2 separate regions of the Mus musculus genome follow, and region 1 is linked to region 2. The links are chromatin loops, found by intact Hi-C in ENCODE. Cell type or tissue: left cerebral cortex. All regions are shown on one strand. Each heading gives the region's core, and the rest is flanking DNA. Links, peaks and the distances in the headings are about the cores only. Region 1 has its middle 63 kb from the start of 2210010C04Rik. Region 2 has its middle 45 kb from the start of Try4.

What was found. Hi-C counts contacts between places; a loop is a spot of excess contacts. Peaks named below come from ENCODE experiments on the same cell type or tissue, not always from the same donor. Only the 100,000 strongest peaks of a DNase experiment are listed, where the experiment ranks them.
Region 1: a loop joins it to region 2, with 3 times the contacts of the local background. A loop is called at or near these places in 2 of 42 quality-filtered maps.

Annotation. Positions count from the first base shown.
Region 1 is chr6:41,090,938-41,106,627 of GRCm38, reverse strand. It overlaps Tcrb and the pseudogene Trbv10. Among named protein-coding and RNA genes, the nearest start is that of 2210010C04Rik, 63 kb to the right of the region's middle. In left cerebral cortex, for the core only: a CTCF peak has its summit at 5,750 (motif pointing left); no DNase peak of the experiment used is centred there; H3K27ac peaks cover 786 bases.
Region 2 is chr6:41,249,729-41,265,418 of GRCm38, reverse strand. It overlaps Tcrb, the pseudogene Gm2719 and the pseudogene Trbv27. Among named protein-coding and RNA genes, the nearest start is that of Try4, 45 kb to the left of the region's middle. In left cerebral cortex, for the core only: no CTCF peak of the experiment used is centred there; DNase peaks (open chromatin) are centred at 8,526 and 8,791; H3K27ac peaks cover 1,918 bases.

The DNA of each region.
Region 1 (15,690 bases), core at 2,566-10,565, 160 kb after region 2:
TAAGGCTGCTTGGAGGATAGAAGTAAAGTACTGGCATTGTAGGAAATGCTATAAGATAGAAATGGAATGGTGCAGAATTCAGAGAAAGGCAAAACCATGGTTTAATTTTAACACATGCTCATTCTGAGAGCACCACTTGCCTCTCCTCTGCACCCCAGGTCCCACTTAGCTCATTTTGTTCTTTCCACATTGTCAGTTGTCTCTTGCCACCTGGATGTTTCAATTCCACCTCACATTAGAGATCTAAATTCTGCCCTCCACACTCCATCAGAGATGTCCTACTTCTGATCTTGCTCCTGAATTCACCTGTCTCTAATTATGCTTAAAAGAAATCACTGGTTGCTTAAGGTTGAATGAAGGAATTAATAAAAAAAAAACTTGTCCCAAAATCTATTTGAATTGAATCATAAAAGCAAGAGAAGAAATTCTGCCTCTGACAGATACCAAAGCAAGTTACAATCTTTAGTTAATTTTAGAGGGTTAAAACATTCTTTACTAATTAATTAATCTCCACACTTTCATGTGGCTTTTGGTCCTCAACACTTTACTATGACACCTCTTGATTTTCAGTGATGTTTCTAAAGGATGCTTCAAAATGTTACTTTCAAAATACACCTTACTTTCAGGAGGAGTTAGAACTTTCTACCCTAACATTCTAACAGGACAGTAGAAATTGGCAATTGAATCAATGTTGATTTTCCTCACAGTTTGCATTGTAAGTAATTAATAGTTTGCTACTATTGCTAGTTTGACTCACACTGCTTCACAGAAGGAGCCCTGTATGAGAGAAACAATAATAACAGCCCTTGACACTGTAGGGAAGCTAGATTTGTTAGGAAAGATGATTAAAACCCTAGTCAATAGTTTAAAAAGCAGAGATGGCCTAGCTCAGTCTAGGTTATCCAAAGAGGGAATCCACAGTCTATTTACAAAGTGAGACCAACTTAAAGAAGTTACTCAACTTACAGGATATAACAAATCTTCAACTTGAGGTGTTCCACTATCTTATAAAACTTCTGCATGGTTCCATCTTGTGTTATTGCATAGAGATGCTGCCACTTTAGTGAGACATTTTTAGTCACTCTATCCTCCTTCATCTGTTTTGAAGGGGTCTGCACAAGGATGATATCAGAAGCCTATGCAGTGTCAGTATAGTGGCTAGCATACCTATGTACGGAAACAAAGGAAGTTCAGCAGTTCTATGTTCTGAGACGTCCCCAAGGGTTCTGGCTGCTACATCTTCTGAAGACACAAAGGGCAGTCAAGCAGAGGAAAACAGACTCTTAAAATACCTTAGCAAAAGGAATCTCATTTTCAGTCCAGAACCCTTATAATTTTGGTGTATATAGATCCTATAGTAAGATTTGGTAAATTCCAAAAGCATATCCAATATTCTCATGATCATACAAGACAGGGCCAGGTCCATAAAGGTAAAGGACATCTCAGTGTTTCAGTTCTGTAGGGGCAAAGCCTCCTTTGAGCCGCTGAGTCTGGTACATATATGTCTGTGATATTGTTTCTGCTCATGGCTCCACTCACAGGTCTTTCTAAGAATATTTGGGTCTTTTATCTTCTGCTTGGTCAATTGTCTTATGTAATTGTCTTGTGCAGTAAGAGTTTTAATATTCAATAATAAGATATACTGACTTCAAAGAAGAGTCATACTATTTTCCCATTGTTTCTCTGAGCTTTCTTGTACACATGCCTCTGAGTGGTATAGTGAGTGTGAGGATGGAGATTGGCTTTGGATAGCAGAACCCTTTGCTTCCAGGTATTGCTTTGTCTCCAGGTATCTATAGATCCAAAGACACGTTTAGTAGTGAAAGTCTTAGACTTAACTGCTGACATTCATCATAGATACACAGTGTTACAAACCATGTTCTTGATGCAGGAATCTAGGAAAATTCGAGGTAACAAATACCCACTAGATTCCTAAAAATATCAGTCTTTTATCAAGTGCTGCACAGTCATGTGTCTCCTAGATTTTAGGTCAATCTCCATTCTCTAGGAGCTGAGGGGAGCTTGGGCTTCCACCCTGCACACATGTGGAATCTAAGCAACCAGTGAGACATCATTGAAATAATAATATTACTTTGATAATGAAAGAGTTGGAAGAAGAAGATGAAAACTGTTATGGAAGATGAGTATTATTTAAGGAGATTGAAACAGAGAGAAGTTTCAAAGGCATAAAGGAAAAAATACTTAAGCTACTTTAATACAAAACTCATTGATCTTGGAAACCCAATGCAGAAGTGGTAAAGGCTGTTGCTGGGCAAGTGTTCTGCTCAGAATCGTGTCTGAATTGTTGCAGTCTTACAGAATTCTAAAGATAAACTTTGGTATAGAAGTCTGTGCATGTGTGGGAGGTGTGTACAGCATGGGGTGGGTGGAGACAAGCTCTCTTTGAAGCCTTCAGAAGCCTTTGTGAAAAGTCCTTATCTCAGACAGGCAAGCATGAGTCCACACCCTTCCTAACACCCTGGCTCCAATTTTATCTTGATGTGATAGAAAGATTTTCACTTTGGTGTCGTCAAACTTCTGTGACACAAATATATCTGAAACGCTCATTGCTCAAACCTACCCTTTCATCCTAGCTCCTATCCCTTTGTTCCTTGTGACTTTGCCCTTTCCATACTCAGGAATATATCTTAAGTCCCCAAGGGAACAGAATAACCTTAATCTTAAACAGCACAAGAAGTGCTTCCCTGTCAGTCCAATGAGTCTACTACTCCCTAGAGGGGATCACTAACAATGTCTGGTAACTGATATTCTGAAGAATGTCAATAAGAAAAGTCAAGTTGACTTTTATCTATGGAGCACCACTCCATCAAAACTGAAGGTAGACGATTCTCTCCATCTTCTGGAGAGAAACTATCTTGCAGGTACACTGTCGTGTCTTCCCTATGACTTTCCACGTGTTTATTTTCTGTGAACATCATCACCTCTTCAGTATAAATAAGCCCTGTCTCTATCCTTGAGACAATTCCTCCAAGTCCTTTTATGTACTGAACAAGCAGAAGAATTTGTGTTCTCCTGGTTCTCATCTCCACACTTCCATAATGATGGAGAGGTTGGTTTTGGAATGAGAGAAGGTAAAAGGAAGTCAAAGCCATTCTTTAGAGACCTGCAATTCACACTCAGGACAGTAAAGCAAGGCACTCTTCACTTGCTGGCCAACACCCACCACTACCAAGGCCATCACTTCTGGCCTTGCTATGAAGGGGACAACCTAGTATATACTAGGTTGGGAAGTTCTAAAGAGCAACCTTATTTCCATTTCCAGATGTGATTTGTAAAATGAGTTTCTAATTGGCTTTTAATGGCACTCCTTGCCCTGGATTTCTACAAAACCAATTTCCCAGGCATGTGTCTATGCTTGAGACATTAAAATTAGCTGTTGGATAAAAAAAGGAAGGTTATACAACAGACTTGAAACAGCTTAGGTAGTGGTTTGGGGAATCCTGGTGTCTCCTTGTAGAGTTCTCAACTGCCTCTCTGTTCCTCTTCATCCCTGTACTTTCTTCCCAACCTATCCAAAGACGCTGGGTTTCTTTGCTTCTATTTTCATTTACATGTACATGTCTGTGTGTGCATGTGTGTATGTGCATGTGTGTATGTGCATGTGTGTCCTGGCTAGTTAGTTTATTTGGGTGGGGGTGGGGATGGGGGTGGGGGGCGGAGAACATGACAAAATCTATAGCCATTCAGGACAAATGAACCTCAATTTAGCAAATGCTTCCATCAAATTGGCCTGTAATCAAATCCCTTGGCCATTTTCTTAATGATTGATCAGTAAGCTGATGACCCCAGCTCACTAAAGGTGGTACCATCCTTGGAAAGTAGTCTTTAGTTGTACAGAGGAGGAAACTGAACAAGCAATGGGTAGCAAGCCAGCAAGTAGTGTTCCACTATGGCCTCTGCTTCACTTCCTACCTCCATGTTCCTGTCTTGAGTTCCTGTTCTGTTCTGACTTCTTCCCATCACTGATGGATTGCAACCTGTGAACTAAATAAATCCTTTCCTTCCCAAATTACTTTCAGTTACAGTTGTTTATTACAACAATAAAAAGCAAAGTAGGAAAATGTATGTGTGTTGTGTATGTGGAGAGAGAGAGAGAGAGAGAGAGAGGGAGAGAGAGAGAGAGAGAGAGAGAGAGAGGAGAGAAGGTACCCAGCGTTTGTCCCCACTTTCTCCATTTTCATTTCAATGAGAACTCCTCACAGAGCTCCTTTCTTAGTTTGTTCATATCTGCATCTCTGTTACATCTTATTTGAAATGCAGTTTTCTCAAATATAAGCTCTCATGACAGAGGAAGAAAAAAACCACATACAGTCCCTTCTCACTCCCAACATCAAGATGATTTACCTCCCATGGAGAGGTTTACACTGCACCCTCTATTTACAGTTCCTGTTCTGAAGACTGACAACCACAACTTGGGCTCCTCCCGCTGCCACTCCAGTGACCCTCTGGTCTCTATGATAGCATTGCATGCAGATGTAATCAGACTGTCACTGGTCATAGGGAGCTAGAATTTATTCTATTTAAATACAGTTATTAGTCTTTTTGCAAGGCAAAGGTAACTCCCATTAATTATGCTCCGTGAGCATTAATTGAGGCATGAAACAAGTTCTGGAGGGCTCCATATCTCTCCTTTCCCCTCCATTCCCATCAAGTGATATAAAAAGTATGATTGGCACTCTCAGATAGGCTAGGATTGTGAATGACAGAAGAACTGAGGTCATCAGAGAAGAGAAGCTGAAAGGAAGTTGCTCAGACAGTTGAAGAAAGATCTGTCAGAACTTGAAAATCATTCAGCAGTGATGTTAAGATAATTATGACATTAGAATTATACCTGTCTTCCCATTAGAGAATAGTAGACAATTAACGAATTTCTCTCTCTCTCTCTCTCTCTCTCTCTCTCTCTCTCTCTCTCTCTCTCTCTCTCTCTCTCTGTCTCTCTCTGTGTGTGTGTGTGTGTGTGTGTGTTTCTGTCTGTCTTACTCTCTTTTATATTTATGTATCATATATATGATATATATCAAAATAGATAAGAAATATGCATATGCAGTTAAGAGTCAGTGACACATGCTTATAGAGAAAAGGAATTATTACAAAACACTAAAGTGGAAAAATTGGTTACTAATAATAGATAGGAGTATAAGGATATCATTAGCATTTTATTTATACACCATTGAATTTTTAATATTAAAAGGTATTTTATCTCCATAAAACTATGACATTTATAATTTTTTCATCAGGTGGAATATTTTATAATTTCTAAATAGAAAAAGACAAAAATCTATACCAGTGGGACACTGAAAAAAGGTTCATTTCCTTAATAAACTTAATAAATTGTAAAGCATAAAAGGCCCAAGAATTTAAGTATCGTGGCTGGCTTATGACTGGGGGTGGGTAAAAAGGAGTTTGATGTACTTGATATGTCTGTTTGATTTTAATAATTATAACTAACTTGGCTTTGACCTGTTAAATCCTGCCTACCATGAGAAAGTCAGGGCAACCTGTGAACTAAATAAATCCTTTCCTTCCCAAATTACTTTCAGTTACAGTTGTTTATTACAACAATAAAAAGCAAAGTAGGAAAATGTATGTGTGTTGTGTATGTGGAGAGAGAGAGAGAGAGAGAGAGAGAGAGAGAGAGAGAGAGACTCTTTATTCTCAGAGAATTTGAATAATTCTGTATTTAATAGGAAAAGTGCATTAGCACCATCTAGTGCCTAGTGTTTTAAATCTGAATTAAGTTCCTTGTATAATTTCTATTAATTCATGTTTTAATTTCTCTGGGCCTCTAGAGAGACTCGGTTTTGTTTATAATTCAGGTCATGTCAACTACACTATTATTCTAGAATTCATCGTAGGTTACAACTTTGTCAAGTGTGACTTCAGCAAGTAGGTGCGAAGATCTATTTTCCCTAAAGAAGATGCCTTTTAAGCTTTGATTCTCAAGTCATCTATTTTTGTTCTTCTCTGCCTCAGGACATTAAATTACACAAGTCTTTGAAGACTTAATGTGAATCATTCAGGCAAGAAGCTTGTGTTTTAATCTACTTTCGGTCTGTATTGAGGGATTATTTCAACCTCAAATGATTCTCAGAATTTTACAAAACCACATACTATATTCACTCTATAAATGGATTCTGCATTGTCATAATTGATGCTTTATAGCTATAAAGGAGGAACTGAACCTTCCTTGTTTAAAGTAAGCAGAGAGCTCTGGTAAGTGCCTTGTACCATGGCCGAGGTTGAGAATGGGTAGCAGATGAAACACAGTTATGTCTTGGACATCCAAAAACCCACAAATGCACACTCATGAGACAATGTAGCAGGTGTCCTATCCTCAAATTATCAAGAAGTATCTTTCTCTCAAGAAAATCAAGTGGCATTAGAGAAGTCATTTGTTTTCTCCATCACTTTTTATTTCTAGTGTTGATGATTTTTCGACTTGCTATCCTATCTTCAGAAGACACCAAAATCTAGGCAGAAGATGAGGGACTGAAATAGAGAGAAGAAAGAAGCCCAGGAGGTTAGTGAGAGGATATGAAGCTCAGACTTGCAGAAAGGAGTGTGATCACGATAAAACTCAGGATAGAAATTTCTGGTTCCATAAGATAAAGGGATAAAGATTCTCAGATAATACGGCTGGACTTCTGAAATGGCCAAGTCAAAAACTAAAGATGATTTCCTTATATTTCTTTGTTCAAATATTGGGCTTTAGTACTTAGGACATCTTTTGGGACAAGCAATAAAATCAGAACAAAACCACAGTTCCTACAAAAGGAGCTTTTCAGCCCCAAGAAGAAGAGAGGAAGTTTTTGTTTATCAACAAATAAATGTGAAATAGTGACTGTTAAGTCAAAATCAGGAAAATCTAACATGCTCTAGTGTCCTAATCTAATAGTCAAAAGAACATTTCCTTAAGGAAGTGGTGTTGGGCATCAGGGAGAAAGGTTGACATACATTCACAGAGAGTACAGATTGGGAGAAGCAGAGCCTTTTGGTCAAAGCAAAGTAGTTAAGAAAAGGAAATTATGGCTAGGCTGCAGAAGGTAGGTACTCTTGGGTAAGAGCTGAGTTCTTGGCCAACATTATTTTCTCTGATTCAAAGATTACCCTGTGATGTCACTTTTACTATCTTTTTACCATATTTTGAAGGTTTCCTGCAGTTCCCAACCCATAATATGCAAGTTCTCATCTCTCTCCTTTTTCACTTACTCTGTACTGAGGCCATTGCTGGAGCTTACTTACACATCATACTTTGCACACTTACACTTGAGCAGGAGACCAACAAACAAGCAGTGATGGGAACCTCCTCTCCCAACTCTACTTGGACATCCTCACATTATCTTTATGATTTGGGATTCTAACCACATGGGTTTTCTTGTTCATTTGTTTGTTTTTGTTCTCTCTATATGTATTCCTTTTAGACCAGCATTCTTAACCTTTGCCTTAAGTGGCAAGTAATGCTGCTCTTATCAAATCTGAACGGAACCTGTGTTGGTAGTAAATTATTAAGAATATGATTTCTCCCAATCACTCTGCAACTTTATCAGCTTATATCTCAGAACTGCGAAAAGGTGTTTGTACCCTGAAGTTTGCATGTATAGCATTCTACATAATTTCAGTTTCTCTTCTAAACCATCCTGCCTTCAGAGTCTGGCAGAGATGTGAAGAGAATAGAGGGTACTAAGACAACCAACTGTCCAGGTTTGTAAGTTCTATATTTTGGCTACTTTCTTTCTAGAACACATTGCTTCATAGCTCTCTCTCTCTCTCTCTCTCTCTCTCTCTCTCTCTCTCTCTCTCTCTCTCTCTCTCTCCTCTCTCCTCTCTCCTCTCTTCTCTCTCCTCTCTCTAATTAATTAATCAATCATTTTATTCGTTTACATTTCAAGTGATATTCCCCTTCCTGGTTTCCCCTCCACAACCCCCCATCCCAGCCCCCTCCTCTTTGGATCTATGTGGGTGCTCCTCCACTCACTCACCCACTCCCACCTCATTGCTCTAGCATCCCCCTATGTTGGGGCATCCACAGGACCAAGGGCCTCGCCTCCCATCAATTAGACAGTCCTCTGATACATATGTAACTGGAGCCATGGGTCCCTCCATGTGTACTCTTTGGTTGGTAGTTTAGTCCCTGGGAGCTCTGGGTGGTCTGGTTAGTTGATATTGTTCCTCCTGTGGGGTTGCAATCCCTAGGTTCAGTCTGATGATTGGCTTTGAGTATCTGCATCTGTATTAGTTAGGTGCTGGTAGAACCTCTCAGGGGTTGCTCTTTTAAACGGCACAATACATTGCAGACAGCTGTTTTCCCAATGTGCGATAGCTTGAGGACTGAAACCCACTGCCTTTTGAGCTACACACCTATGCCCCATGCTTGCTCTTTCCCTGTCATTTCTCCTTAATTTTGACACACATTTGTAAACAACTTCCTCATTCTTCATTCTCAGTTTTACCAGCACCTTGACTAAAAGACCTAGATAAAACTGCAAAAATGAGCTCTGATAATGTATTTTTTCTCCTGTAAAAAAGCGAAAGATGCTCTAACATGCAGCAATTAGAGGCAATAAAGCATCTACTGTTCTGCAATTAGCAGTAAGGAAAGTTCTAGCAGTTTGCAATTAGCATTGCTAAGTGAGCCTGTAGAAATGCTAAGAAAGAACTCAGAATGTGAAAATAAACACTATGGCTTGGGGCCACAGACTCCAAAGGGATCCATTAATATGCTATGCATCCTCATCTACTCCCAGTAGGGAGATCTTAGGAAGGTGATGTTTGCTTCTTATATATATAGTGTACATAGAAACTGTGGTACTGTATATAAATGCTCTCTTAAGGAGACACCCTCTCACCCTCAGAGGTGTGCCCCAAGCTGGCCCTAAGGAAAACTTAAGTACACTTATAAACAAACAAACAAACAAAAAGTGATCTTAATCATGTCTAAGAACTGATGTGGTAGAATAAACATTTGGGGACGGTAGAATGTTTAACTTTGGAAGTGTTAAACTTCAAACCCAGAACAAACTGCTCAGGTGCCTATTTAACATATCAAAGTGGACCTGCCCTATAAGTTCTCCCAGTGTTCCTCAATCCCTATTAGTTGCTGGCTTACCCTGGCCCCTACACCTTAATTCTTCAACCCATGGGTTTGGCTGCCCTTCCCCAGAGGCTCTACTCTATACAATCCAGCCATTTTAGTTACCTGCCTTTTTTGTGCCTTTGGCCTCCAGGCTACTGCACCTTGTTCTGCTCTTTCCCCTCTCCCTTCTCCTCCCTGCTTTCCTCGCTGCCTTAAGGTCTTGACTTCTCTGGACTCTCCCAGATGTGTCTGCCTGTGGTAATGCTCTCCCTTTTTCCTACAATAAACTTTCTCATCCACCACACAGAGGAGCCATGTCCTTTAATGTTTGTTTGTTTGTTGTTTGGGGTAACATTTTCCCCCTTCTAAGGTAGTGTCTCTTTTGATGCTATCTATTATCTTTCTAGCCTTGTTCCCTCCACCGTTTCTAAAGAAGGCAGTCTCACAGAAGGCTTTCTGGTACTCTGGCTCTTACAAGCAGACTATCAATTTAAGAGAGGAGGCATGGAAGATTTCAGAAAAGGAAATTAGAGGAAATGGATGATAGAAAGGAAAGGAAAGGCAAAATAAGTATAATTATATTTTAGTTTAAAATGTATTTAAAATAATAGTTGTCATTACCCACTGGTTACAATCCCCAGAATTAGAAAGAACAGTAGCAGCCCATGGCAAGGATGTAGAGAGGTAGAAACTCCCATTCATTGCTGGTGGAAAGCAGAGTGGCACTATCATGCTGAAAGTCAGTTGGGCTGCTTTTTAAAGAACTATGTGTATCCTTATCATGTGATTTAGGAAGTACCCTCCTTGCTATTTGTCCAAATGAAATGAAAATCCTGAACACAAATGCTTATATTAACTTATTAATTCTTGTCCCAAGTAGAGAGCACCGTTGTTACCTATCAGTAGGTGAGATGATCTATAAACCAATACAGTTAATAATCAGATATTCAGAACTAAAAACAAAATAATCTATCAAGCCAGTAGAATATGTGAAGGAGGACTTATTGTTATATATACATACTTATTATATTACTCAGCAGATGAAACCAACCGGAAATGGACATGTGATGTGAGATTCTAATATTTAACAGGCAACAAAAGCTAAAACCATGAAGATAAAATGTTCAGGGAAGATAAAAACTTAAGATTAGGGAAAGGATGAGTAGGTAGACCATAGAGGAATTTTAGAACAGGAAAAATACATACTAAGGTGTAATGATAGTTTTCCCTATAAAATCTCTTAGGTTATGTGACACCAAGAATGAAACCTGGTATAAACAATGGCCTTGGAATAGTGACAATTTGTCTATGAAGATAGCATATCTGGCTTCTGGTGCAGGGAGTTGATTATAAGGGGGGTGGGGGGAAACCATGCTTATAAGGAATCAGGAAATATGAGGAGACTCTCTAGATCCTCATCAACTTTACTATGAACCTAAATCTGTTCTGAAGTGATTAATTTTATGTAAAAAAATAATGAAATGAAAAAAATTTCATTTTTTTTAAACTTCAGGTACAATTTTTAAAAAATCCTGGATCTGAGAATGTATAACCAGGTTTCTACATATATACACTACTTGTCTTACTGTGTCCTTCTGTACTCAATCTTCCCCATGGGCCATCCTCTACCCTTCTTTTATGGCTTTTATAATGCCCTTCTAGAATGTAAAAGAATTGAATAAAGGTGTTAAATTATCCTAATTTAAAAAAAATCTATGAAGAAAATGAAGGAGGGACTAGGGAGAATGATCAGCAGTTAAAAGTTCCTACTGCACAAATATTAGGACCTGAGTTCAAATTCCCAGTATTCTTATAAAACTACACACATACCTGTAAAGCCATCATTGCAGGGATCTGTCACTCTAGCCTTATCACACATTCCAGGTCAGTGAAGGTCTCATAACACAACCTGCATGGTTTCCTGTGGTTAATCTGAGGCCACTTGCACATCATGCACACACACACACACACACATACACACACACACACACACACACAGAGAGAGAGAGAGAGAGAGAGAGAGAGAGAGAGACAGAGAGAGACAGAGAGAGAGAGAGAGAGAGAGAGAGAGAGAGAGAGAGAGAGAGAGAGAGAGAGAGAGAACATAAAAAATTAGCAAATATTGTGGATTGGAAAGGTAGCTCAGGAATTCAGAGTACACATTTGCTTTGTAGAATGTTGTAATTTATATAGGTATGGCCCCTATAGACTCGTGTTTGATATCTTGGCTCATAGGAAGTGGCTTTATTAGGAGGTGTGGCCTTATTGGACTAGGTTTAGAGGAAGTATATTACTGTGAAGGCAGGCTTTGAGTTTCTAAATGCTCAAGATCTGCCCAATGTGGTACACATCTCCTAACTACCTGTGGATCAAGTTGTAGAAATCTCAGTTCCTTCTCCAGCACCATGTCTGCCTACACATTGCTGTTTTCTGCCATGGTGGTGGTGGACTAAACCTCTAAAACTGTAAGTCAGTCCCAATTAAATGCTTGTCTTTATATGAATTGTCATGGTCATGGTGTCTCTTCATAGCAATGGAAACCCTAACTAAGACATAGAGGACCCAAATTCGGTTCTCAGCACCCATTGGATACCTTACAGCCTATCACTTGATCTTCAGGAGATTTAACACTGTCTTCTAGCCTTCAGGGGTATCTGGACTCTTGTGCATACATCCACATGTGTACACACACACATATACATAACTAAAAATGAAATGGAGTAAATATTATCATTCACCAGAGAGAACTGTGAGGGAGAGACTATTACTAATCTAATGAGTACCTAATAGGACGAAGAACACCAGCTGCTGATTAGACTGCGGAGCTAGAGACTACTAAGATTTCAGAATTGTAATTCAGAAAGCCGCTTTGGAAGATGTTCCCAATGTTTTAAGTAAGTTTAAGTATGCATGTGGCTTAGGAGTCAATAAGTCTACTCTGATATCTCTACCCAAGTGAAATATATGCACATTCACAAAGAACTATACAATAACATTCAAAGAAGCTTCAGTGGCAGAAATGCTTGATGGCTGGGGTAAGTAACCCGGATATGTTTACATAGGAAAGGAGGCATACAAATTTGATGTAATATATACTTGAGCATTGTGCAGAATTAGACTACAAAATGAGTATATTTCAGAAAATGTTAATTTTGAAGGAATATAAGTTAATAAAAATAAATATAATTTTATTTGTAAGACTTTCAAAAGTAGAACAATCAAACAGTAGTAACTGAAATAAAATTATTTTTATCTTTCCAAGAGAAATTGTTTGGAAGAGGGATGAAGAAATCTTTGTTTTCTTTCTTTCTTTCTTTCTTTCTTTCTTTCTTTCTTTCTTTCTTTCTTTCTTCCTTTTTTTTTGCATGTCTCACTTTGTAATCCAGTTTGTTCTTTATTATTATTATTATTATTATTATTACGTATTTTCCTCAATTACATTTCCAATGCTATCCCAAAAGTTCCCCATACCCTCCCCCACACTCCCCTACCCACCCATTCCTACTTTTTGGCCCTGGCATTCCCCTGGAAGGCATCATCCTGAGTGAGGTAACATAATCACAAAAGAACTCAAATGATATGTACTCACTGATAAGTGGATATTAGCCCAGAAACTTAGTATACCTGAAACACATGAAACTGAAGAAGAATGAAGACCAAAGTGTGGACACTTTGCCCCTTCTTAGAATTGGAAACAAAACACCCATGGAAGGAGTCACAGAGACAAAGTTTGGAGCTGAGACAAAAGGATGGACCATCTAGAGACTGCCATATCCAGGGATCCATCCCATAATTAGCCTCCAAACGCTGACACCATTGCATACACTAGCAAGCGTTTGCTGAAAGGACCCAGATATAGCTGTCTCTTGTGAGACTATGCTGGGGCCTAGCAAACACATAAGTGGATGCTCACAGTCAGCTATTGAATGGATCACAGGGCCCCCAATGGAGAAGCTTTGTTTTCTTTTTAGTCGTCATCATACTGGAATGTGAGTATTACCAGTTAGTGATGGATTAGTTTGAGTATTATATTCACAGTAATACCTTAATGAGAATTCTCTGTTATATAGTGAATGAAAGTCTTAAAATTCCTTAAAAGACAGGAGTCTTATACAAATATGTACTTTTATTCTACATAGTACAATTTCAAATCCATCACACAGAAGTGGATCCCTGAACACATATTTACACAAAATATTGAAAATGTGAGAAGTGCTTCGTGATTAGAATAGAGACAACCAAACCTAACATCAAAGTAAGCTGGATTGACAAGTTTGCCTGGGAAGACCTAAGGATCAATTGCTGGATGAAAGCTGAATAGAAACAAAAACCTAAACACAGCTCGGAGCTTTTGAAATCATTGATAAATGGCTATAAGTGGCATTATTTGTAAATTCAGATTGGCCAACTGAGGAGTTATTTTACATAAGGCAAATAGCCTGGTCCTTTATTTGCTGGCTCCCTTTGGGAACCAGTACAATCTTGCAGCATCTTTACAGAGTCACATTTGGACACACTATTGGATACATAGGATTGAGTTTTCTGTGAAGTTCAGCTCTGGACCTCATGGCTTTGGAGCTCAGATTCTAAATTAAGAGCCCTTGCACCTGGGTCTGGACTCCTGCCTCTAGGTACTAAGGAATAATGGAAGCTTTGGGGAAAGTGCTTACTCGATATTCACAGGTAAAAATGTTGCAGTCCTCACATATTTTAATCTAAGACAAGGAAGTATATTCGTTTCTTATCTGGATCTACCTTAGTAAGATTCATTTCCACTCTGCCTCCATGGGTCCTTACTTTGTTCTCACTTCAGTAACTCTCCAGTCTGAACATCCTTACATCTAAGGCTGCTGTTTGGTGCATTTATCAATGTTCCCCTGTAAGTCTTGACTTGCATGTCTTTATCTTAGCAGTAATACGGAATGGAGGACAAGCTGACATTAACCTTGGAGAATGATTCGAGAAGCTCAGAGTGACCGGATGCTTCCCTATGCTGTTTTCCTCTTTTGCAAAGAAAATGAAATATAAATGCCATGTTGGAGGTGACTACCCCCTTTGCACAGTTACAAGGAGACTCCAAATTAGAAAAGGTAACATCCAATATCATTTACAGCCATAACAGAGCTCAGCTCACACTAAGGTTCATGCTGTATAAGGTCCCTCTGGCTGAGATTCCACTGCCATGAAGAGTTTCAGAAAGTGTAGACTTTTCTTTTGCTTGGGGAAGGGGCTGAAGAGGGAGGTCCCATGTCAATCTCATGGTTGTCCTTCTTGTGCAGGCAGCACCTTCGTGTGCAGTGCTGTGTTTGTTCACTGCTGGCCCAGAAGTACATGGAGGTCTGGTTGGAACTGGTTGACTCTAATGTCAGGGGAAAGCTCTGTATCTCATTTCTGAAGGCACTGTACCCTTCAGGGACATCACTTTTGGTAGTTCTGTCAGTGCCTACTGAGTAATGGATCAGCTTCAACCCCTGCCCTGCATCTTGTTGATACCAGAACATCCGATAGTGGTTCATATCCTGAGAATAGTTCAGGATTATCTTTCTTGAGGTCTGTGTGATCCAGTATCTAGGTGTCTGGGTGATTCCACCATCTCCTGCTGGAGAAGGAGGCATAAGGAAAAACGAGAAACAAGATGTGTCTGTGTAAGGAATGGAAACTTTTGGAGCCAGAACACTGCAGATGATGGTAGAATTTTCCAACAAAATGCAGAACTCACCTGCTCTTAGCAGACAAAGCATCACACAAAAGAATGTGGGGATTATTTCAGGTCACACCTAGAAAGAAATCACCCCCACTGAAAGCTGTACTCTTAGGACTGAGAAAATAATTCTGAACTTCCCGTCCTAGGGAGTGATGGTTGGGCCTGTGATGTCACCTCCCCCTCACCACTTCTGTCACAGAACTCCTCTCTTGCTCAGCAAAGCCAGCAGGAAAAGTGAGTTTCTCAGAGATACCAGGAAATGATAGTAAACCACATTCCAGTGGTTTCCCCTTTTTCTCTGAGGAGTTTGTCGGTTGTCAGCACCTGTCCTGATATCCAGGCTACCCTGCCCAAATCCTCTAACTGTGAGTCTCATTAAAGCATAGAGATATCCCCCAACCTCTTAGATAGCTGTGGACAACCTAGTAACTGAAACCTTCCCAAGTCTGCCTTTGCCTTAATGTCCCTCCTTGGCTCCATCCTCAGTCTCTCCGGAGATCTGTGGAGTTGAGTGCCATCTTGTGGCCATGACAGAAATTTTTCTTTGTATTCACCCAAGGAACCGGAAAATTCCAGAAGTATTACAGGACAATTTCTATAATCAATTTTCTTAAACCTTAATCTAAACTTTAATTCTAGTTGTGATTAATTCTTGGGGTTTTCACACTTATGATCTATCCTACCTTTATTTTACTACTACACAAACAATTATGAGAATATTTTCCTTAAATTTTTCTTATACAAGATACATAGGCATGAAAAGATCTGCTACTAGGTATAAAATATTAGGAATAAAGACATAGGATTGATGTGTAAGAATAGCCTGATATATCTATCTCCTGAGAGGTTCTGCCAGAGCCTGACAAATAGAGGCAGATGCTCACAAACCATT
Region 2 (15,690 bases), core at 4,847-12,846:
GGGACTCCGGTGGAGTCAGCTTTTCAGATGAAAGTCTGAAAGCTTTCTCATGAGGAAAGAGTTTCAAGGAAACTTACTCCCAGATCTTTGGCTATTCCCCTAACCCATAAAATTAATTTTCCAAATCCACATTAGTCTAGTGTATGGATCCACGTGCACTCTATATAGTATTACCTTATAGTAAATGCCTTTTAAGATTGTATTCTAACATAGCTAAAGCCTTTTCCCAGTGTTCTTAGAATGCAGATAGCAGCAAGGAGTTTAACCTATTCAGTAACTAATTAAGCTCTACCATAAAACAATAAAGCACTTGCCATTAACTCAGCTCTTTGCAGAAAGAGACTAAAAGTCTCACTGAGATAGAAATCTTTTACTACAGGCTACATTCCATATCAAGTATAAGTTGATATACTACCCTGATAAGGGAGAACTCTCCAGACAGGATAAGTTTTACTAGACCTAAGAATTTAGAGCTCTGTGATAACACATTACTCTTAAGGCCTGTCAAGAGTTAACAACCCCCTGATGCTTTTAACCTTAAAGTGTGAAATTCTTGCCTGGCATTAGGCTGATCCTAGGCAGGGCTTGTTATCCCTAATGTAAACATTTAATTAGTCCCTGCAAATTCCTTTCTGCTGTAACTGGTGAATTTCAGTGTATCTTGTCTTTTGTGATTTGTATCCTTTGATAATTCGTTGTAATATAAGTCTGAAGCTCAACCAGAACATTACATTCAGATTCAACACCTCTCTTGTGTGTGCCTGATTGTCACTTCATCCGACTCTTTTGCCCATCTGCCTAAGAAATCCCGTTCCTCGCAGACCAGAGACACAGAGGGTCTGCAGCAAAATGTGCTCTTTTGCTAATAGTGTGCTTTTAAGCTTCTTTTATGCTGTGTTGGAAACAAAGTATTTTGGGGATGAGAAGAAATACAAGAGAATCCTCCATCCTTCCCAAGGCTTCCACCCACAGCCAGAGCTTCTCTGGGGTTTCTAGAATTTTACTGCATTATTTTCAACTCCAGGAAAGTTGGAGGCCTTCATTCCAGTTCTCATGGCTATGACTTTTGTTCCCACACTCCTTCGTGGTAGAAAGGGCAGGCCCATCAGTTTTTATTCCGCATATTGAGAGAAGAATGGTTGTTGTCATATCATATCTAAGGAATAGTTTTTCTTTTCTTGTCTACAATCTCTTTTGGAAGAAAGCATGGAGAACAAGTTTGATTTAGCTTCCGACAGAAGTGTTTGTATTGCCTTAGAAATCCTCCATGTAGCTTAGATGTTCCTAATAAAAGGAAAGTAGTTACTAACCTCAAAAGTATACTGAAGAACGTAATTTAATATTATCGAAAACTCTGACACCCACGTTTTACGGTGAGAAATCTGGCCCTGTACCCGTACACATCATATTAAACCCTAATTTATCAGGCTTTTCCTGTGTTTACAATGATTCGACTTCTATAGAGAATATGGTTACACTTCCAATTTTATCACTTCTCCTTAAGTACTTTTCATATCAGTATGGAAAATAAAAGACAAAATGAAACAACCAGATAGTAGCCAGTTCTGCCTTCTCGTCCTGTTCCAGTTAAGTTAGTCCCCCAGACACATGCCTTCCCTGCCCTTTGCCTTCAACCCTGAAGCTTCACTTGTATCTTTCCTTTTCTGTATTAATCAAGGCACTGAGATGCTGCTGTTGGCTTGAGTCCTGGTACCTTTATGACAGGAGGAAGTTGTCTACTTCCTACTCTTTGTATGACCTTCCCTTTGATCTCTTCTGCCCAAGCTCAACATATTTAAAAGTTTGAGGGAACAGTTCCACTTTCAGTACAAGGAAGAATTTTATGCCTTTAACAATAAGACCTAAAAGAAAATAGGAATCTTTTTCTCCCTTTTGCACTCTAATGTTAGGTACACTGTCTTGTCTTCCCTGTTCTTCTTTCACTTTTCAATTTTGCCATATGTATCTGTTATCTTCTCCCTTCTTCAAGGCATAACTCTAGGCCTTGTTTCTTGTCTACCCACACTGGGTAAAAATATCTTCACAAAACTCTAAGCTTGTATCTTATCCTCAGTGGAGGGGCTATTTATTAAACAGCTGTACAAGAACATGTGTTTTGCACTTCAGCTACATGGCTATCTTTACTTTTGTATGATTTTGAGCCCAGGTATGGACTAACAAAATTATCATCATAATTGTAGTCCCAACTCACTTTACACTTAAGCTATTTCAGTTTGAAAGGTATACTCTACCTTATATCACTTTGTTCTCTACCACCAGACCCTGAGAATACAAATTAAATCTGTGTGTTTTCAAAATACGTGTGCATATATATTGAATTTTGTCACACTCTCACATTATTATTTGCAACGTGATGTATTTATTACAGAATCTGTTACTGCCCTCTAGTGGAGTATCATAGTGAACGTCACTTGAACCAAGTTAAAACCTAAATTGTGTAATCTGTGAATATACTTAATTAAACAGGCAAGGGGACTTAAGTTTGCAGAAGTCACTGAGGCTGTTGATAAGCAGATCTTGGTATAGGGAGAACATCCTTGACATCCAGGTGGTCCAAATCTGATCACACAGGTCCTTAAAAGCATAGACCCTTCCTTAGCTATACAGAAGAGGGTCAGATGGATGGAGTGTGGATTTTTCCCTCAATCTTTCAGAAAGGAATGTAGCATTCCTCCTACCCAATTTCAGTCAGGTGTGGAATAGGTTGGGATTGTGTCATTTTAAGACCCAAGCTGTATATTAATTTATATTATGTCAACAAAAGTTGGTATGATCAGGAAGGCAAGAAAACTGGGAGTAGGATATGATTAAGATGGGGAGAAGACAGAGAAGGAGGATAATTGAGGACCAGGAAGGTCCTCGTATGTGGGTGGCTTCTCTGAGTTAGGCACTTAGATGGGCACTGTGAACTTGGACTTGTACATTTTGTACAGAAAAGATTGGCTACATTGATAAGCTAGCACAGAGAAATCTAAGAGCCTTCTTAAGGTTGGAAGATTAAAATGTCTGGGGTGATAATTCTTTTTCTTTGTTGTGGTGGTAGGTAGTCTGAACGTAGGGCCTCATGCACTCTGGGTAAATGCTTTGCCACTGACTTACACTCCAAGACCTCACTGGTTTTGTGAGAAATATTATACTCACCCAGGGCATCATTTTCAAAGGTGTCAACTTCAGAGAAATAATGAATAAACTTTATGCTTTATCCTGGATCTGTTTACCTGGATATCCAATTTGATTTGATACTCTGAAAACATCCCGGTACAGAATACTTACAGCTTCTCTGAGCTAGGTTCTCAGTGCCTATGTTTTGTTGAAGTCTACGTTGAAGTCTAGGAGGCCTGTGTTAGAACAGTGTAGAAACCAACCGGAAAGCCCACTAGGAAGCCTATATGAAGGCAACAATCCATGGGTTGAGACTCTGGGACCCTGAATTGAACATTCCTAACTCTGGAGGCTACACAAACCAGAGTCCTCAACTCTGACCTCTCATCTAGTTCTTCTCTTAACAGAACTTCTTCTAGGTATGTATTTCTTAGGCTAATTCAGTTCTGAAAAAAAACCTTCTATTCCACATTTCCTGTCATATTTGTGCACCTTTTCTGACATATCCTTTGTTTGCCAAGCCATGTATTCTTTAAGATAAGCACAGCTCCTACTATAGTAAGGGAGACAAATTTTTATGTGTTTAAACTTGAATCCCATTCTTGGGGCAAGTTACTTATGCAATGTGTGGTCAAGTTTTTGTAACTGGGTGTTGTTTGTTTACTAGCATCGCCATAACAAAGTACTGCATACTGCTCTAAATGGCAGATGTTAATTTTCCTCCCATTTCTGATGGCGAGTTGAAGGTGTTCGCTGACACAGTGTCCCCAGAGGCTTATCTTCTTGATTTGTAGATGGACATCCTTTCCCTTAAGGTCTTTCCTCCCTGTATCTGCAGCCTGATCATTTTGCACACTGGGTGTCACCCATGTGACTTCATTTTACTTAATTACAGCTTTGAAGATACTATCTCCAAGTAACTAGTTCTGTGAAGCATTGGTTTTAGACTTCATCAAGTAAGTACAGCAGACAGGTACGTCTCATCCTGCAACAATGGAAATACAAAGAATACTGACTTGAAGGGCATGTTAAGGCAATGATGATGAAATGAGTGAATGAGTAAAGAGGTCCAAGCTTTGATGATCATATATTCGCATAGTGCCATCTCACCGCTACTTTTCCAACGATATTTTTGAAATGTTATTTCAGTGAGGATCCAGTGTTAAATTATTCACATATTGCTTTCTTTGAAATTTCTCCTCAGTTCTGAGATGCATATGTCAGCTACTTCATTTTATAGATGCGAAACTGGAACCTGAGAGGGGCAACTGCATTCCTGAAGTTATGAAGTGGCCAGCTTTGCTTGATTATGGATGCTGCATTCAACCACAGGTTTTGAATATTTCAGTATCCCTACTTAAACACTTAGGTTGGGTGAGCAATAAATCTCTGATTTTTAAAGCAATCTGGCCTATTTCTCCCTATAGGAAATGTTTCCACATTGACTCTATTTCAACACCTAAAACATACCTAATATATCTCCTTTGATGCCTTGTTCCTTGTCACATTTCATTCCCATGTGTTCAGTGGTATCTTCGTCTGGTTTTCTATAAGTTATGGACTATGAGAATGGGTCTCTCCAGCAGGGCTGGCTCTTCTGACAGCCTAAGTGTGATCCCAGAATCAGCTTTGAAATGAGTGCCTGCTGCCTTTCAATTTTCTAGTTTTCTTTTGTTTTGCTTTTAAAAAAACAGCAGGAGTTTTATTTCATTTTGTTTTGACAACCTAATATGTATTGTAAAAGGTTGACACCTTTAGTCCAAATAAATACAAGTTTCTATTTACTGTAACTTTATCATTATTGTGTACAATTTGGAATTGTTCATCTTCTACTTTAACCATCTATTTTTCCTAAATGTTTGCTACAGAAACATCATGTAGTATTCTTGAGAGATTTTATGCTACTTTCTCATACAAGGTGAATTTCTGTTTGTGTGAGTGGGACAGTGAGTCAGTTTTCTTTTGAAACTCATAGTTACAAGGACAAATCACATTCTAATCATTTGACACTCAGAAGATTACTTCTGTCCTCTGTAAAAATATTCTTGCCTTGCTGGGTAGCAGCTACCTAGCAAAGGCCAACACATTCTCTGCTAGCTACAGCCAACAAGAATGGAAGAAAGAATTCTTCCTATGAGAACAGCCCCTCTCTGAGGTAAAAATGACTAGAAAGACACTTGATGAAATGTAAATTTGATCTGTAATGAAATATTTTCAGGAATGGAACAAGCTATAGCAATAAATTAAATTTGCTCTTAGAAGTGGCATTATCTGATGAAAACCCTAGTTTATCTCTTTGCCTTTCCTTGGACTACTTCCTAGCATAGCCTTGCCTTCTTTTGCTTGCTTGGAAATGGGGTTGTGAAATGCTTTTCTATGGCTGGTGTAATAAATCACTGTAAAATTAATATCATAAAACACTAATCACAAAGCTACCATGTGTGGAGAGCCGTGAGCAATCGCCATCATGAGCCTCCGCTGTGCCTAACTGGTAAACAAGTAATGTGCGCAGGTGCAAGAGTAAATTCGTGCCAAGTCACTGCCCATTCCGGGGTGTAGTAGTGGGGTGATGAGTGAGCAGCTAATCAGAAGTTGACACGTCACACGGAGGGGTATATAAGCAGCACCAGTTTCCTTGTTCGGGGTCTTCCTTCAGATGAAGCAATAAAGCTTTGCCGTAGAAGAATCCAGTTGTCTGAGTGAATTCTTGCTGGCGAGATACTAGCTCGGGATAACCATGTAGAATACTACAGATTAGAAATTAAGTATAATTCTTGTTGGATTTATATCAAGAGGCAGGAAGGATTATCTTTTGATTTGAGTATCCATGGGATAATCTGTCCCCTTACCTTTAGAGACCACTGCCTTTCTCTGGTTGCTCTTATTTATCTTCAAAGAAAGCAACATCACACTAACCATAGTCACTGTTAAAGACATGAATGTTTAGGCTGAGTCCAGCTATACAATCCAAACAATAATCTTGTTGTATTGAGTTAGCTGAACACTTAATTACACCTCCACACTTCATTCTCTTTTTCTATATAAAGTAATGTATTCATAGTTACTGAGTAATAGGAGGTAGATATTTTTGGAGCCATTATTTTGGCTAACAGAGGATGATAAGACTGAGAATTGGTTAAATCTATGAAAACATTTTGCAAAGGCTTCTATTCAAATATCTTAAATTTTTTTAATATAAAATTTCACTAATGCTTGGCAAATACACTTCCAGAAAATCCATTTTTTCACAAATAAAGCTTTATATCTGCATTATTCATAAAAAATTTAAAACTGAAATGGATCGAATGTGCATTTAACAAGTGGATGGAAAAGCATGTCCACAGGATGCAACCATTTTCCACACTAAGAATATAAGAAGTTATTGAAATACTTTAGAACACGGATGGGCCGGCCAATAAGGATCTTTCTATCTTCAACTCTCCTCCTCACAGGAATGGAGTTATAGGTGTATATAGCTGCATCTAGATTTTATATAGGTTTCAGAAATCTAAGTTCTCATGATGTTGCACAATGAGTGCTGTGAAGAAATCTTCCCAGCCAGCATATCACATTGGAAGCAAAAGACCAGATATTTAAAGCCAAAAGTCCCATAAGGAGGTATCTTGCAAGGATGTTGAGAGAGGACATCAATTGAGGTCCTTCATTGTTCAAGGTACAAAGTCACAGAAATAGATGCTGAAGCCATAGTAATAGAGATTAGGGTTGGAAAGAGGCAGGAGTGTGGAGGGCTGTGTATGAAAAATGTGCTTAACATGAGGTAGGATTCATTCTCTGAATATTACACTCAAAGGAAAGCTCTAATTTCTCTGTATTATTAATGCCATATGAACAATGGCGCAGCCATAGTTCCATGCCTGGGTCTTGCTGATACCAATACATTTTGTCACAGGGCATGGTTTGAGAACTTTCCAGAATAATTTTCTTTCCAGTCCCCATAATAGAGTACTTTGGAGTTTTGGAGATAATAGCATCCAATAGGCCTGCAGGCTGAGACAACTTTTGGCAGCAAAGTCCAGGGTGGGATTTGAGGACAGAATGATAAGGAAAACACACACACACACAAAGGAAAATTTTCCTTCCTGAGTTTGAAAATTCTGCATCTTACCTGCTCCCAGATTATTAAAGGCCAGACAATGCATGAACTTGGCAGTCATGGGACAGGCTGGGCTAAAGCAGGAGTTTTAGGTCATGGGGCAGAGATTGGGTTCTTCTAGAAGTTAGTGTATTATGGCATAACCCTGTCAACTGTTCAGGGTTTCATAATGATCCTATTCAATACAGATTCATCTATATTGCTTTTCACATCAAAGGAAAAGTATTTTTGTTTAATTTCCTCATCCAAAGTAGGTTTGGCACTCTGGTTATTTATTCTAATTCTATCCTAGTCTTAGGAAACCTTCAACTGCAACTATTTTGCAAGGTTTGGAGATGAATACACTTCAGAGCTTTCAAAGTCTGTAATAACGGAATGTGATCTAATTATAAAGGGTGGAAAGGAAGCAATGTTGTGTGAGCTCTGAAGAATAAATGGACTCTGACAATCTGAAAGGGAGGATTCTTCAATAGGAAGAGCCAGGAGTTGCTACATCAAACCAGCAATGGGGCAGCTGTGAGCAGTAAATCAACCATCTATTTATATAACAAATATGTTAAGAATGTGGAGCAACAACTGGCAATCACTGATTTCCCAGAAAGCATAGAGTGACTGAGTGGTCATCAGTCAACCATCTCAACCCTGTCGTCACTGACTTGTTAGGGTTTTATTGAGTTAGACTCCCCCTACAATGATTTTAGGTTCACCTTTCTCTTAGAAGTAGCTTCAAACACTGAGCGATCAGAACATTCTAATTTTTACTTCTGCCTGGCACACAATTTAGTAACACTGATAAATTAAAACATGATTCATATTTAGATGCACACATAAACATTTCCTTGTGTATCTTCTGTTTCAAAATGAAGAGTCCCTTAAAGAAGAGAGCTGCTGTTTCTCCATGCCATTCTTTCATATTTGCTTTTTCCTAGATCTCAATTATATATCACCATCAGATCTAATTGTGAGAAATATATGTGTATATATACACATTTTTTGGTCCAGTGAAACAGTCTATTTTTAAACTTCTCTGAACCAATCTTCTTAGAAGCAAACATGTTTTATTTTTAAAAGGACTTGGATGTGAGGGGTGTAGAGAATTTAAATAGACATTAACCAGAAGTCAGAAAATATGTTCTTCAAAAGAATCTTGAGGAACTACTTGAAGACTCATTTGAGCCTACTTTTGTCCCTTCCCCACTTCCTTCTTCCTCCCTGCATGCTATCTTCCAGGAATTATCCACAGTACCAGGCATGTAAAGCTCTCAAGATACCACTCCTATCTATAAAGTCTTATAATGACTCTAGATGGAAAGAATCATAAAAACCCATCACTGCGCCTAGCAATCGTTTCACAGGAGAGAAGTTGCTTTTCTTTTCTGTAAAGGTCAGAAAAGCTTTTGTGGATAGGTCTTCCCTGGCTGAAGAATGGGATAATGTATAAGAGGTAAAGAAATAGACTCAGGAGAGAGCTTTTAAAAGGTACAGCTGTCCCAATTCAACACGATCTATTTAAGGAAATACAACATGTTCAACTAGGCTTAAATTCAAAGTGCTAGAGTGAATTTAGAACACTTGGACAGATTTTGTGTGTGTGTGTGTGTGCACAGAAATGTTTATGAAAGGCTTTGTGTACTGCATAAATTTAGAAAGTTAAACATGGACACCCTATGTACATGATGTTAAATTATGGGTACAAGCTGGGAGACCAGGAATGAGAGCTTTGTATTATTTTTCTAGGAAGAGGACAGTGAAAGCGTACACTAGATCAGAAATAGAGAGGGAAAATTGAATCTGATGAACATGTTTGCTCTACGAATAATGACAATAACTATCTTCTTGGTGAATTGTCTAAGCTAGTGAAGGCTCTTTCTCATTGCTTCCCAGTTCCTTGTCAGGTCTTAGCACAGTCATGTCCAATGATTTGTTTACATGAAAAGAGGACATGAATCCTGTAGCCTTCACATTAGGATTATGCCAGATGAAGTCCAGCTCCAAACTTCCTTGAGGAGTCATAAAAGTCCTATGTTGAAATTATCCCCAAGCCCAGATCCTTTCCTGTCCAAACACATCCCCCCATGCAGCCATGCTGACTGTCAGGGCATTTCCAGCAACTATATATCTTCCTGTGAGAATTTAATTCATGACATTGTGGGGACAGGAAACAAAGAGATTTAGAAACTAATGTAATTGAGAATGGGATTTCACAATCATTACAATCACTGAGATGGAAATACAGTGTGCCCAGAATGGGGGCAGGTTGAGGAGGCAACAAATTCAGGAATAAATTCCTTGAGTTTGAGTTGCCTGTGAGGAAGCGAGCTTGCACTGTTCACTCACAGCTAATTTTGTCAACAAGAAACATAGAAGATGCAGTGACTATGGGTGGCAAACGTGAAGGGAAAATGTAACAGGCAAAAAATAATTGAATAAAGTGGGAAATTACATAGTAGCTTATATGAGAGACTTTTAGTTACATATGGAATTACTATTGAAGTTTACCTAGTAAGAAAGAACAAAGCTCATGAAAAAATACTTTAAAGAGATCAATTAAATGATACAGAGCACTCAAAAGAGACTGAAAATTGAGAGTGGCATTCTTTTAAGAATAAGAATGAGAATGAAAACATGTAGAAGACAAAACCTGCTGGCTCCTCTCTTTCTGAGCAGCCATAAAACCAGTGGATTTTTGCTGTGATTGAGACTAATTGGGAAAGATGACAAAGTCCATGTGGAAGCTTTTAAAATGATTCTGAGACTCTAGAAGGTCTTGATTAAATACTGTTGTTCCTATTACTCACTAGTTTCTAGATGAGTGCCTGCTACAGAAGAATCATGGGATTGATCCAGTGACAATACTGAAAGGGGCATCTCTACTGTCTTATCTACCCCCTAGTTGTATTTTGATATTTTTAATTTAGAATATCTAGATAATTCCAAGATTGATCTGCTCTAAATTGTTCTTGGCACAGCTCAGAATGCATAACCCTAGATGAATAATTATTTTTTGTAGATCAAATTCTCTACTATTTTAAACTTCTGAGCTAAGTATAATAATAAACTTAAAACTTAAAATCAAGACAGCATGTTCTCATATACAGTTAAGTGGGTATAAAGATAAAGGGTGAGGTTGAGCTCAGAGAAACTAGGACTGTTTCTGACATAGACTATAGGGATTGTTAGTCAGGAGAGAGTGCAGTAGTAGACTGTGCAAAAATAGATGGAAGCCAAACAAAGACCTGTTTAAAAAAAAAACCACAGTGTATTTGAACCGATAAGAAATATTCTTGAAAAGTCATTAATTTATTTAAGCCAGAGAAGTAGATCAGTGCCTTACTTTGTCTCCATTGGAGAAGCTTCTTCTTAAAGCAGATGGGAAGAAATGCATAGACCCATATCCAGATATCATGCACAGAAGGAGAGACTTTGAAACAGTCAGACTTCAATAGGATGCCTTCACCGAATCCTTCTTCTCAGGGATCAGTGAACCTCATGGAAGAGAAGGCAGATATACTGTAAGAGCCAGTGGTGGAGAAAGGACACAAAGAAGACAAAGCTGTCTAAATGAACATAACTCATGCACATATGACCTCACAGAGACCGAGGCAGCATGCCCTGGATCGGAAGAGTTCTGAATCCCATACTTTTTAAATATATTTTGACTTCCAGTTTAGTGTTTTTATAGAGTTCCAAGTGGGCAAATGAGTTGACCTCTGTTTCATGTGCTTTTTCTTTGGGTTCTTTTCCTTCTCGTTGTAAGTTTTTATTTTCAATTCCTTTGTTCATTTTTTAAATCTTACTTGAAAAAAAATCATTAGATGCTGGTAAATATTTGAGCTCATTATCCTGAAAGACTGTGGTTAGATCATCTTAGCTTTTCCTGGAAGTACACTTTGAACCTTATCCTCAGACAGAAAGAAAGCATTGGGATTTCTTTTTTTTTTTTTTCTTTTTTTTGTGACTATCTTAGGTCATATTTCTGAGGGAGGGGACACATGTCTTGGGAAGGATACATAGTAAGGTTTTACTACTAAAATGATCTATTTGGTAAAAACTCCACAAAGAGTTTTGTCAAAAAAATAACTGTTTTGAAAGGGTTATTTTTTTCCTCTAAAATGTCAACAAGAGTAAGGGCACAGATACAACATACTTAATATGCCAACACAACAACATCAAGTCAGTGAGTAAATAAAGTGGCACCAACTTCATGGCAATTTTTCAAGACACAGTTCAAAGATATTTTTAAAATAAATAACTAAAAGAGGAGCCGTCATCCTCAGCCCAGGGAGGCGGCACTGACAATGGACTGAGGCAGGAAGCGCGGCCAGCACTGGTCCTCGGGGCGGGGAGCAGAAGCGCCACCCTCAGGAGGGGTGGATGCTCAGGTTGGATGCTTGTCCAGAGAAGAAAGCCTCAGGAGAGGCTGTCTTTTGCCATTTTCCTCTTTTCTTCCAACGTGTGCTTAAATATTTTTCTCAAGGTGTCGTAAACTATTGGTCCGTTTTCAGAATCAAAATTAACCTTGGTGAAAGCTTTAATGGCATGTGAAAGGCAAGCTTCCTCCACCCCCATGGGAAGCGTCTGCAGGCTCACTATGCAGTGCAGCACACAGAGGATGGTCTGGTACTGCCCCTTCTCTAGTAAAAACAGGGCTTCGGCAGTATCTGCTTGTCTGTCGACCAGCATGTCCACATCCTCTTTGGTGATTACAGGCTCTTTCAGTTGCTCAACCCAAGACCACATCAAACTGCACAAGATGAAAGGGTCTCTCTCGCCGCATATTCGTTCCCAGGCTTCCTCTCGGGAATTTAGTTCTTTCTGCCACATCTCCACTTTCCTTTTCACTTCCTCCTTTTCTTTTTTTTTTTAATTAGGTATTTTCCTCATTTACATTTTCAATGCTATCCCAAAGGTCCCCCATACCCACCCCCCAATCCCCTACCCACCCACTCCCCCTTTTTGGCCCTGGCGTTCCCCTGTACTGGGGCATATAAAGTTTGCAAGTCCAATGGGCCTCTCTTTGCAGTGATGGCCGACTAGGCCATCTTTTGATACATATGCAGCTAGAGTCAAGAGATCCGGGGTACTGGTTAGTTCATATTGTTGTTCCACCTATAGGGTTGCAGTTCCCTATAGCTCCTTGGGTACTTTCTCTAGCTCCTCCATTGGGGGCCGTGTGACCCATCCAATAGCTGACTGTGAGCATCCACTTCTGTGTTTGCTAGGCCCCAGCATAGTCTCACAAGAGACAGCTATATCTGGGTCCTTTCAGTGAAATCTTGCTAGTGTATGCAATGGTGTCAGCATTTGGAAGCTAATTATGGGATGGATCCCTGCATATGGCAGTCACTAGATGGTCCATCCTTTCATCACAGCTCCAAATGTTGTCTCTGTAACTCCTTCTATGGGTGTTTTGTTCCCATTTCTAAGAAAGGGTAAAGTGTCCACACTTTGGTCTTCGTTCTTCTTGAATTTCATGCGTTTGGCAAGTTGTATCTTATATCTTGGGTATCCTAAGTTTCTGGGCTAATATCCACTTATCAGTGAGTACATATTGTGCAAGTTCCTTTGTGATTGGGTTACTTCACTCAGGATGATACCCTCCAGGTCCATCCATTTGCCTAGGAATTTCATAAATTCATTTTTTTTAATAGCTGAGTAGTATTCCATTGTGTAAATGTACCACATTTTCTGTATCCATTCCTCTGTTGAGTGGCATCTGGGTTCTTTCCAGCTTCTGGCTATTATAAACAAGGCTGCTATGAACATAGTGGAGCATGTGTTCTTCTTACTGGTTGGGACATCTTCTGGATATATGCCCAGGAGAGGTATTGCGGGATCCTCTGGTAGTACTATGTCCAATTTTCTGAGGAACCGCCAGACTGATTTCCAGAGTGGTTGTACATGCAATCCCCATCAAAATTCCAACTCAATTCTTCAACGAATTAGAAAGGGCAATCGGCAGATTCATCTGGAATAACAAAAAACCGAGGCTAGCAAAAACTCTTCTCAAGGATAAAAGAACCTCTGGTAGAATCACCATGCCGGACCTAAAACTGTACTACAGAGCAATTGTGATCAAAACTGCATGGTACTGGTATAGTCACAGACAGGTAGACCAATGGAACAGAATTGAAGACCCAGAGATGAACCCACACACCTATGGTCACTTGATCTTTGACAAGGGAGCTAAAACCATCCAGTGGAAAAAAGACAGCATTTTCAACAAATGGTGCTGGCACAACTGGCGGTTATCATGTAGAAGAATGCAAATTGATCCATTTCTATCTCCTTGTACGAAGGTCAAATCTAAGTGGATTAAGGAACTCCACATAAAACCAGAGACACTGAAACTTATAGAGGAGAAAGTAGGGAAAAGCCTCGAAGATATGGGTACAGGGGGAAAATTCCTGAATAGAACAGCAATGGCTTGTGCTGTAAGATCAAGAATTGATAAATGGGACCTCATAAAATTGCAAAGCTTCTGCAAAGCAAAAGACACCGTCAATAAGACAAAAAGGCCACCAACAGATTGGGAAAGGATCTTTACCTATCCCAAATGGGATAGGGGACTAATATCCAATATATATAAAGAACTCAAGAAGGTGGACTCCAGAAAATCAAATAACCCCATTAAAAAATGGGGCTCAGAGCTGAACAAAGAATTCTCACCTGAGGAATACCGAATGGCAGAGAAACACCTGAAAAAATGTTCAACATCCTTAATCATCAGGGAAATGCAAATCAAAACAACACTGAGATTCCACTTCACTCCAGTCAGAATGGCTAAGATCAAAAACTCAGGTGACAGCAGATGTTGGCGAGGATGTGGAGAAAGGGGAACACTCCTCCATTGTTGGTGGAATTGTAAGCTTGTACAACCACTCTGGAAAGCATTGGGATTTCTGAATCACAGTATTTTCTACAGACCTTGACCCAAAGTCACACTTAGATGTGACTCACTCAAATAGGACATCCAACAACCTAAGTATCCCACACCTCACAATAAGGAAGGCTTCTAAACTGAGAAAATTCCTCACTCATCTGCCTATCTTTCTGTGTAGTGAGCAGGTGGCATAGAGTATGCACAGGTATAAAGGTCTGATTAGGAGTCACATTCCTTAAAGACAGCAAAAATAATTATCTTGCTCCTTCTTAGAGACATTGTACACACAAGAGAGCTCTCCTTTGTTAATGTCATTGATATAAAGGGAATGGCAGATCAGCTGTAACCTTTATCCCGAGTCTAGCTGATACCCATACATTTAGACATAATTCTCCTTATGGGAGCATCCCATAATAAGACTCTTCTGACTATATGATGTTGTTCTATAGGATCTGATTAGTAGCTGAATTCATAGACCCTTTTCAAGAAACAAGACAGTAGTGCAAAGAGAGTTGAGGAAGGTCTTTATTGTACAGTCTCTAGGGAGAAGCTTATTCTCAGCAGGAAAAATTCAGGTTTCTCCATTTATTTTCTACCTTACTGTTTTCAGAAAACAACACACAGACACACACACACACACAGACACACACACACACACACACACACACACACACACACACACACACACCAGAATAACATGGAGCTCATGCCAAGAGAGGCAGGATGAAGCTGTTTCCAGGTCTAAATATTTGGGGAGTTAAGACAAGAAAATAGGAAAAAGGAAGTTTTCAAGCTCAAAGTAGATCCCTCCTCTTTACTGGAGCTGAGAGATGGTTGCAGACAAAATCCTATAGCAGGAACCTTTGTACCTCTGTATGACTCAGCAGGAAGTAGACATTCTGGCTTGTAAATACTCTTGGTAAGCAGAGGCGATCCACTTCATTCTTTTTTCTTTGCTTTTTATTGACAGTTACCAGGGTTGATTTTCTTTATCTTCCATGGGCTGTTTCATTTACTCAAGAGAACACCATCCTCTTGAACGCACAACACAAGAGCTCTTCACCCTAAGAGAAAATGGACTCTTTTTCTCTCGGCAGCAATCAAATTCCAGGAAATCCTCAGCTAAGGATGGGCCTTCCATGTTGACTTTTGTATGGCTTTACCTTGTTCATACTGTCATATTGCTGTGAGTACTCTTGTGCTTCTGGCCTGCTGTGTCTGGAAAATACTGTATCCTTGAAGCTATCTCCCACTTCTGGATCTTACAGTCTTTCTGACCCATTTCCTAAAAGGATCCCTGAACTTTGAGGAAAGGGATACAAAATTCTCAAATAAAAGGCGAAAGATTTATACAATCTGAAGAGGCCCAAAGTGGGATCCAGATCAGGGGGGTTCCCAAGGTGTGACACTATTACTGAAGGTATGGAGCACTTACAAAAAGGGATCTACTGCCCTCTGAAAGACCCAACAAGCAGCTGAAAGAGTCAGATGCAGATATTTGCACCTAACCACTGGACAGAAGCAGCTGACCCCTGTTGAATTATGGAATGCTGAAAGAAGCTGAGGAGAA